Regions from separate parts of the Homo sapiens genome. Here region 1 is linked to region 2. A link is a contact called in ENCODE Hi-C or POLR2A ChIA-PET data. All regions are on one chromosome and are shown on one strand. Each heading gives the region's core, a stretch centred on a gene start or an enhancer-like site at or near the end of the contact. The rest is flanking DNA. Distances are from core to core; before and after follow the strand shown. Region 1 overlaps CLMP (CXADR like cell adhesion molecule). Region 2 overlaps CRTAM (cytotoxic and regulatory T cell molecule).

What was found. A loop is a pair of places that touch in the nucleus more often than their neighbours do. ChIA-PET counts read pairs that join two places held with the same protein, here RNA polymerase II (POLR2A). Pooled maps may share reads with other maps.
Region 1: a loop to region 2 is called in a pooled map, with 2.6 times the contacts of the local background. The contact joins two enhancer-like sites. A Hi-C loop is called at or near these places in 4 of 50 pooled maps. POLR2A ChIA-PET finds 5 or more read pairs at or near these places in 5 of 52 experiments (CD4-positive, alpha-beta T cell, PC-9, activated CD4-positive, alpha-beta T cell and 2 more).

Annotation. Positions count from the first base shown.
Region 1 is chr11:123,080,900-123,085,751 of GRCh38, forward strand. It overlaps CLMP (CXADR like cell adhesion molecule), which reads right to left. Exons shown (of 7, transcript NM_024769.5): 3 at 3,613-3,814; 4 at 2,781-2,948; 5 at 2,186-2,308. It overlaps LOC124902775 (a long non-coding RNA gene), which reads left to right. Exons shown (of 2, transcript XR_007062927.1): 2 at 2,115-3,978. Among named protein-coding and RNA genes, the nearest start is that of HSPA8, 21 kb to the left of the region's middle. RefSeq lists an enhancer at 2,722-3,016. Within about 2 kb of position 2,877, at least 20 of the 41 ENCODE cell types and tissues checked have a DNase peak (open chromatin) inside an H3K27ac peak, as active enhancers do; they include PC-9, where a contact is called at or near this core.
Region 2 is chr11:122,854,461-122,859,073 of GRCh38, forward strand. CRTAM (cytotoxic and regulatory T cell molecule) reads left to right here. Exons shown (of 10, transcript NM_019604.4): 5 at 1,235-1,396. Among named protein-coding and RNA genes, the nearest start is that of CRTAM, 18 kb to the left of the region's middle. RefSeq lists an enhancer at 2,056-2,265. Within about 2 kb of position 2,236, at least 9 of the 41 ENCODE cell types and tissues checked have a DNase peak (open chromatin) inside an H3K27ac peak, as active enhancers do; they include PC-9, where a contact is called at or near this core.

The sequences.
Region 1 (4,852 bases), core at 1,627-4,126, 230 kb after region 2:
TTTGGGAGGCCGAGGTGGGCGGATCACGAGGTCAGTAGTTTGAGACCAGCCCGGCCAACATAGTGAAACCCCGTCTCTACTACTAAAAATACAAGAATTAGCCAGGTGTGGTGGCACACACCTGTAGTCCCAGCTACTCGCTACTCGGGAGGCTGAAGCGGGAGAATCGCTTGAACCTGGGAGGTGGAGGTGGCAATGAGCCAAGACCACGCCATTGCACTGCAGCCTGGGTGACAGAGTGAGACTCTGTCTCAAAAAAACAAAAAACAAAAAAAAACCAACAACAAAAAAAAACAGGGTGGGGGTTAGGAAAATGTTAAAAGTGGTCCAAAGAGCATTTGAGAAATTAGAGACAATTTAACAAAGATGTTATGGAGACAATGTAACAAAGATTAATATCCATGCCCTGCTTCCTTTTGTCTTTCAACTTGGTTTATCCTGTCTTTTTTCAAGACTCAATCTCTAGATTATAAGCCTGGCATACTATTTATTGCACCAAATAAATTTTAACACTGCAAACATGGCTTGTGGATATAGGATTTGGTCAAAAGTCTGAAGTTACTAAATTGATTAAGGAGAAATAATAATAATAGCTAATGTTACTGAACACCCACTGTATGTCAAGCCCTGTTCCTAGGCAGTTGTAAGTAAATGTGTTCATTTACTAACTTTTCAGAAAAACTCTAAGAGGCCAGGTGGCGTTGCGCATGCCGGTAATCGCAGCACTCTGGGAGGTGAAGAAGGGTGGATCGCCTAAGTCCAGGAGTTCAAGACCAGCCTGGCCAATGTGGCAAAACCCTGTCTCTACAAAAATTAGCCAGGTGTGACGGCATGTGCCTGTAATTCCAGCTACTCAGGAGGCTGAGGCAGGAGAGTCGCTTGAACCCGGGAGGCAGAGGCTGCAGTAAGCCAAGATCACACCACTGCACTCCAGCCTGGGTGACAGAGCAAGACCCTGTCCAGAAAAAAAAAAAAAAAGGAAAAAAAGAAAAACTCTATGAGACAGTTAACTATTATTCTCCTTTATAGATTGGGAAATATGCCTAAGGTACTACAGAGTTAGTGGTAGCTGTGATTGAAATCCAGGCAGTTATCTGACTCCACGGCTGATGCTCTTAGTCGCCTACTACTGTCTCTCATCTGTACTTGAAGCAAATCAAATTCTTGATTATAACACATGTACACACGTGTGTGTGCATGAGCACATGCACATACACACTCACAAACACTCTGTGGAGGGGAGAAATCTCATCTACTTGCCTAGAATGGTAGTGGCATATAACTAACTAGCTGCACGGTTTTGTTTGTTTTTGTTTTTAGGAATGGTGTTTATTTAGTACTCCCCTGGATATAGTGAATTTCTTTAGGGGGCTGGCTAATTCACATGTTTGTAAATACAGAGTCAACTGGTGTGTTTTTGTTTTTTTTGGTTGGAGTCTCGCCCTGTTGTCCAGGCTGGAGTGCAATGGCACCATCTCGGCTCACTGCAACCTCCGTGTCTCAGGTTAAAGCAATTCTTCTGCCTCAGCCTCCTGAGTAGCTGGGATTACAGGCACGCATCAGCACACCTGGCTCATTTTTTGTCTTTTAGTAGAGATGGGGTTTCACCATGTTGGTCAGGCTGAACTCCTGACCTCGTGATCTGCCTGCCTCGGCCTCCCGAAGTGCTGGGATTACAGGCATGAGCCGCCACGCTGGGCTGGTTTTTTTTGTGTGTGTTTTTTTTTTTGAGAGGGAGTCTCAGTCTGTCACCCAGACTGGAGTGCAGTGGCGTGATCTTGGCTCACTGCAACCTCCGCCTCCCAGGTTCAGGAGATTTTCCTGCCTCAGCTTCCTGAGTAGCTGAGATTACAGGCGCCCACCACACCCAGCTAATTTTTGTATTTTAGTAGAAACGGGGTTTCACCATGTTAGCCAGGCTGGTCTCAAACTCCTGACCTCAACTGATCTGCCCACCTGGCCCTCCCAAAGTGCTGGGATTACAGGTGTGAGCCACTGTGCCTGGCCAGTCAATTGTTGAGTGGTCTTTGCAACTACTGAATTTATTTTGGTGATAGCCATATCCTTCTGGAGATAAAGATTTTGACCTTAACCTTACTCTTACTTATGATTAGAATGTCTTAACATTGATCTACAATGCAAAAACAAACAGAAAAATGAAACTAAAACCTCTTTGGATGCTTACACTGTACAGTTACTCGCACCACACAGCTTTCCTTCCCAGCTTCGTTGCCTGCTGTGCACTGGTACAGTCCAGAGTAGGACATGGTAAGATTCTGCAGCAGAACTCGTCCAGGGTGGTTGTAGTCTGCACAAGCAGAAAGAATGACTGTAAATCCCTTTAGTGATGGTATCTATATTTATTGTTTACTTTATTGTATCACTGAGCTGAGATTCCGTAATGCTATTTGATAAGAATGAAATGATGGAAAAGATATCCTTTGGGAACATGAGAAGAAAGGTAAACATTTTTTTTAAGTTGTAGCACATCCTCAAAAGTTACAAAAGATTGTGAACATTTAAGGGATACTAAACATAATATTTAGATATAGTGGATTTATGTAGTACATTTCTTCCAATCTCTTTTACTACTTTTACATGTCATTTGAGGAAAGGAAAGACAGATTTTCTGTTCTAGTTAATGGATTTTAAAAATGGCAGTTCAGGAGGTTCAGCAGGGTATTTCAGGTCACATAGTGAGTTGCTGAGAAAGCTGATTTAGAGCTCACGGATAGAGGACTATTTTGTTGGCTCAATAGATTGGTAGGAAGATGACTTACCAATCCTAGATTTGGGAGGCAGACGTTCATCCTCTCCCTCTTTCTCTCGGATTCGCTGCCAGTAATACACAATGGGCTCTGTGCCAGAGGATGACTCACACTGCAAAGTCAGGTCACTTCCTTCTGTCAGCTCTCCTTCCAACTCACACTTGGGCTTGGATGGTCTCACTGGCAACAGCAACAACAAGCAAAAGTGTAGTGATTCAAAGATCCCCAAACACCAGATTCAATGGAAAAATTATGTCCTATTGAGTTGCTTCTCCAGCCATCTGTTTTGGTCAACTTTTGAGTGGGGATTCAACTAGCCTTGCTTTACACTACCCCCACCAAAACATCCACCTCCATCCCCTAAGCACACATACCCGCAACTCCAGTGGTGCTGTTTTAATTTTTGGGGCAGAGGCTGCCTCATTACTTCTCAAAGAAGACACATTATTATTGGACATTTTAGGAAAGTTGAGCATGGTTTTACTGATACAGAAGTGTATTAATTTGGAAGCAATTAAGTAGAACTTGGTAGCTCTTGCTGTCAAAAAACAGAAATGAATTTGAATCATATCTGAGAGACTTAAATATGAAGATCCCACTTAAATATTAGAGAATATGTTTTGTAATGGACAACTATGGAAAATTGCTCTTATATTTTCATTTTTTATTATGGCTATAATACAGAAGATACACATTTCTTTCCAGGGAACTGGACGAGGTGACCTCTGAATGTGTAATCCAAAGTACTGAACATGATGTTTTGTACCACCGTGATGCATATGGCTATCCCTCTTAGATACCTTAGAAATAAGCTGTAGACATTCACTTTGGCATCCTATCTTACCTAAGACTTTTAAGATGACATGGCTCCACACGTAGCGCCCTGAATTCTTAACCTTACAGGTGTACCGGCCCTCATCACTGGGCTTCAGAGGTTCAATCTGCAAGGAGGCATCTCCTGCCAGGAAATTGGAAGCAAAGGCCACTCGGCCCTTCTGTTCCTCAGTCAAGTTATTGTAGACATGACGACTGGAGTAAGTGATCACCTGTGGGATAGACCGAGGCAGAGTCAAGCAGCGTAACTCTCAGCCTGCCTTTCCTGATGGTGTGAAGAAGAGGAAAGGGAGTACTCCCAGTGGCACAAAGTAGTCAAGCCTGGGGCTGAGAGTCCAAGAGACCTCTGTTCTAAATAAAAGTTAAAAATACAGTACATTTGCACCTAGGCCTTGCCTCTCCTTCCAAAAATAATAACACTTCATGTTTGTGTAGCATTTTAGTTATAAAGTATTATATTAAATGCTCAGAACCACTCCATCTTACAGGTAAGGAATTTGAAGTTTGACTTACATACTGAAGTTCACACAGCTAAGTCAAGGAAAGGAGGAAACCATGCAAGTGTACAGCTATGCATGTATTAAGCATAGACTTATGAAAGGAAAAGAAACCTCGGGACCCCTCGGGAAGCCAAAGGGAAGGTCGAGCTTGGAACGATGTCGGCAAACCTGCCTCCCATTCTTTTTTTTTTTTTTTTTTAAGTATTTGAGAGACTTCTATGAGACAGGACTGTTTCCTTGGTTTTATTTATTTATTTATTTATTTTTGAGACAGTCTCGCTCCGTCACCCAGGCTGAAGTGCAGTGGCACAATCTTGGCTCACTGTAACCTCCGCTTCCTGGGTTCAAGCAGTTCTCCTGCCTCAGCCTCCTGAGTAGCTGGGATTACAGGTGTACACCACCATGCCCGGCTAACTTTTGTATTATTGGTAGAGACAGGGTTTCGCCATGTTGGCCAGGCTGGTCTTGAACTCTTGGCCTCAGGTGATCCACCCTCCTTGGCCTCCCAAAGTGCTGGGATTACAGACATGAGCCACCACGCCTGGCCTGCCTTCCATTCTATTCCTGAATAAGAAATAAGATAGCTACAAAGATAAAAAAAAAAAAAAAAAAAAAGCTTACAGTACTCCTGCACAATTTGCCCACAAGGTGACTGCTTGTGGACAAAGGACAGACAGAACTCACAGTTACCCCTCTGCACACATGAGATAAATGCATATCTGATTGCTTCCTTTGCCCTATTTCACTAAG
Region 2 (4,613 bases), core at 986-3,485:
TCAGGAGTTCGAGACCAGCCTGACCAACATGGAGAAACCTCGTCCCTACTAAAAATAAAATTAGCTGGGTTTGGTGGTGCATGCCTGTACTCAGGAGGCTGAGGCAGGAGAATTGCTTGAACCCAGGAGGTGGAGGTTGTGGTGTGAGCCAAAAATCACACCATTGCACTCCAGCCTGGGCAACAGGAGCAAAATTCTATCAAAAAAAAAAAAAAGAAGAAGTATAATATCTGTGAGCATAAACTTTTTCCCAGATATAAAATCGAAAATATATTTAACATAATACATATAATTGGAACAGATATGATCTTCCCTATATTGTATAGTACTATATTGTGTCATACCCACAAGAACAGATTAAAAATATTCTTGTAACAAAGCACCTAAAGGTTGAGCCTTTGAAACAGAATAACTAATTAATTATGGTGTCTGGGTACTGTTTATAGTTTGCTTACATTTCAACAGACATTACCTTTGATATCTATGTAATCAACCATCTTTTTTTTTTGAGATGGAGTCTCACTCTGTCTCCCAGTGCAGTGGCACGATCTTGACTCACTGCAACCTCTGCCTCCTGGGTTGAAACGATTCTTCTACCTCAGCTTCTGGAGTAGCTGGGATTACAGGTGCATGCCACAACACCCAGCTAATTTTTGTATTTTTAGTAGAGACAGGGTTTCACCATGTTGGCCAGGCTGGTCTCGAACCCCTGACCTCAGGTGTTCCAACTGCCTCGGCCTCCCAGAGTGCTGGGATTACAGGCGTGAGCCACTGCGCCCGGCCTGTAATCAACATTCTTAGAGTTGCAAAGGACCCTTTACAGTTGAGAACACTGAGGGCCAAATGGAGTTCTAGAGAGAAAAGACCTAAACCCAGATCTGATTCCCAGGGCAGTGCCAATTCTACTTCATTATAAGACTTCCCTTTAATTCGCCTTATTCATATAACCAGAATAAGGTCTTGGATCTTTGTGTTTCATAACAACATCAAGCTGTCCTTCTTAAGCTTTGAATTTTTTTTTCCAGTAGTGAAAAGTTTGTAGAAAACCATCATCTACTCTCATTCATCTGTTTGCCTTTGTGACCAGAACCAAGCCTATACAAGGGAACTGGCTGAGGTTAGAATGAGGTTAGAAATCTAATGTTTGCCATGAAGTCAAGGCCATTGGCCTCTAATAGAACCAACCTCATCCAGTAGCATTAAATAGCCATAACCTCTTCAAATTGCTACATAGGTGGAACGCTCCATGAATTTGAAACTGATGGGAAGAAATGTAATACTACCAGCACTCTCATAATCCACACTTATGGCAAAAATTCAACGGTGGACTGCATTATCCGACACAGAGGCCTGCAAGGGAGAAAACTAGTAGCACCCTTCCGGTTTGAAGATTTGGGTAAGAAGAACTAATGATTCTCTTGAATAATTTTTGATTTACTTTAATATTACACTATCAAACAAAATTAAATGCAGTGGGCAGAGTCCTTCAGATTAAGATTACTGCCAACAAAGCTTTCCTAATAGCAAATTCCTGTACTGATTGAAATTTCTCCAGGTGAGTGACGGAATTCCAACTATTCCAATGTTCAAAAGAACCCCAGTTGAGCAGAAAGCCTAGCACAGCGCCATATGCAAATAGTGTCATGCTTGCTTTTTGATAATGACTTTAAATCGTTTTATTGCTGTTGTGTTTTTGGAGTAATCATATGAATCATACTGCATCTTTGTACTTGACCCAGAAGGAGATAATGTTAGCTGAAATAAACCTAAATTGTCAATATCATTTTATGTGAATATGAAACACACAGATACATGAAGACATAATTCCTGTTTAGATTTATTTTATTGTTATAATTGCTTTGAAGATTTTAGTTTAACCATGTTAATATTCTGAGTTGAACACCATTTTAAACATCCAATATTAAATGTGAAGAGGAGTTGCCTCCATTCTCAGAACCTCTATTCTATGATTCTTTCCCCAAAAGTCCAAGAAATAATTTTAAAACTGTACACAACTCTTTGAGCCAAGAGGTATCCTTTAAGATGCATGAGTCCTGTAAGAAGTCTGCAATTAGTAGGACTCTGAGTTTCACTGTTTTACAAGGTACTTCTCTGTGTAATCAAATCCTAAAGTATAAGGAATTACTCACATCAGTGAAAGAGGAAACTGTTGGATGACAATGCATTTATTGAAAAAGCTCTTTTATCAGACGAAATCGCTGATGCTGAAAGGCAAGCTTGCTTAGGAGAACCTCACTGTGGGAAAGCTGCCGTGATGCCCTGTGGGGGCTGTGGCTGCGGTTAACAGGCCCCCTCTGACTACCACAAACTTTCCATGGGTCACTTTCTCACCAAACCAAAAGTAGTCATTGCAGAAGCTGCACTGTAAGACTCATGGACCTACAGACCGAGCTGTACAGTAACCTTACACAACCACCCCCACCCCTCTGTGAGTCATCCCCACCCCACGCCTCCACCTCCAGCAGTAGAACTGAAGCATAGGGCATGTGGGGGATGAGCCTGTATCTAAAAGCTTCCTAAAGACATTCAGGTTCTTCAATAGGAGAACCAACAATGTCGAAAAAAATGCATTCTTAATTTTCAGCAATTGTTCAAGCCATCTACAAAAATTACTATGAAGGGGGAAATGGCAGTTCTCCACCTTTACGGCTATAGCTCTGTATGACTCAAAATTATAGCTAAAGATGTTTTTAATAATAGGCTAAGGCCAGGCGTAATGGCTCACGCCTGTAATCCCAGCACTTTGGGAAGCCGAGGCGGGCAGATCACCTGAGGTCAGGAGTTCGAGACCAGTCTGGCCAACATGGCAAAACCCCATCTCTACTAAAAATAAAAAAATCAGCTGGGCATGATTGTGGACGCCTGTAATCCCAGCTACTTGGGAGGCTGAGGCACAAGAATCGCTTGAACCCGAGAGGCGGAGTTTACAGTAAGCTGAGATCACGCCACTGCACTCCAGCCTGGGCAACAGAGCGAGACTCTGTCTCATAATAATAAGAATAATAGGCTAAGACTTAATTTTTATTTGTGATCTATTTGCTGTACTCATTGCCAGATCTCCAAATAGTATTCAAAGAGAAACGCCAGCATCAGCTGTTGATAGCTTCCATTAGTTCATTGTTTCTTCCATTTGGCTAGCTGCTACTATATTGACATATAGATGTTACAAACATTTTGTTCACCCAATTAGGTAAAAAATATTACTAGCTGAGGATGCTTTAAAACACATTTACACATAAGGGTTCTGACCCCTTTCATTCCTGTGCTCTGCATGGAAGGACCTGGGTAAAGTGAGGGTCATGCCAGCACCAGGACTAGGGTGGTCCTGAGGAAAGAAGTGCCTTCCTCTGAAAAAGCCACAGTGTGATGCTTCGAGAAAGAGAGTAGAGCAACAGGAATTGATTTTTGAATAGGCTATCTTTGTTTTTATGTTTTGTTTTGTTTTTTGAGACAGGGTCTCACTCTTTCACCAAAGCTGGAGTGCAGTGGTGTGATCGCGGCTCACTGCAGCCTCAATCTTCCAGGTTCACAATCAGTCCTCCCACCTCAGCCCCTCAAGTTGCTAGTACTACAGGCATGCACCACTACATCTGGCTAATTTTTAAATTTTTGCTGAGACGGGGTCTCCCTATGTTGCTCAGGCTGGTCTCAAAACTCCTAGGCTCAAGAAATTCTCCCTCTTTGGCCTCCCAAAGTGCTGGGATTACAGGCATGAGCCACCTCACCCAGATTTCAGAATTATCATTTATTTATTTCTTTTCTTGAGACGGTCTCACTCTGTTGCCCAGGCTGGAAGGCAGTGACACAGTCTTGGCTCGCTATAACCTCTGCCTCCCAGGCTCAAGTTGATCCTCCTGCCTCAGCCTCCGGGGTGGCTGGGAGCACAGGCATGAGCCACCACGCCCTGCTAATTTTCATATATTTTGTAGGTATGGGGTTTCGCCATGTTACTCAGCCTGGTCTTGAATTCCTGAGCTCAAGCGATCCCTCAACCTCTGCCTGCCTCCCAAAGTGTTGGGATTACAAGCATGAACCACCACACCTGGCTCTTTTTGTTGTTCTTGTTGAGACAAGGTCTCCTTCTGTAGCCCAGGCTGGAGTGCTGTAGTGCAATCATAGCTCGCTGCAGCCTCTACCTCCCAGACTTAAGTGATCCTCCCACCTCAGTCTCCTGGGTAGCTGGGACTACAGGTGCACACACCACACCTGGTTAATTTTAAAATTTTTTATAGAGACAGAATCTCATTATGGTGCCCAGGCTGGTCTGAACTCCTGGGCTTAAGTAATCCTCCCTCATCGGCCACCCAAAGCACTGGGATTAGAGGCGTGAGCTACTGCACCTGGTTTATTTCATCTTTTTAGTATTTAAAATGCGGAATCTTGGTTTTCTATTACTTACCTGGGGATAGGATTTTTTAAATATTTGAAAAACAGTTCTCAAACTTTTGATTTCAGGACCTCTCTACAATCTTAAAAATAATCGAGAACCCCAAAGAACTTTTACTTATATAGGTGATGTCTGTCAATATTTACCTATTAGAAATTAAAACTGAGAAATTAAAAAAATATGTATCTGTCAATTTATTTTAAAA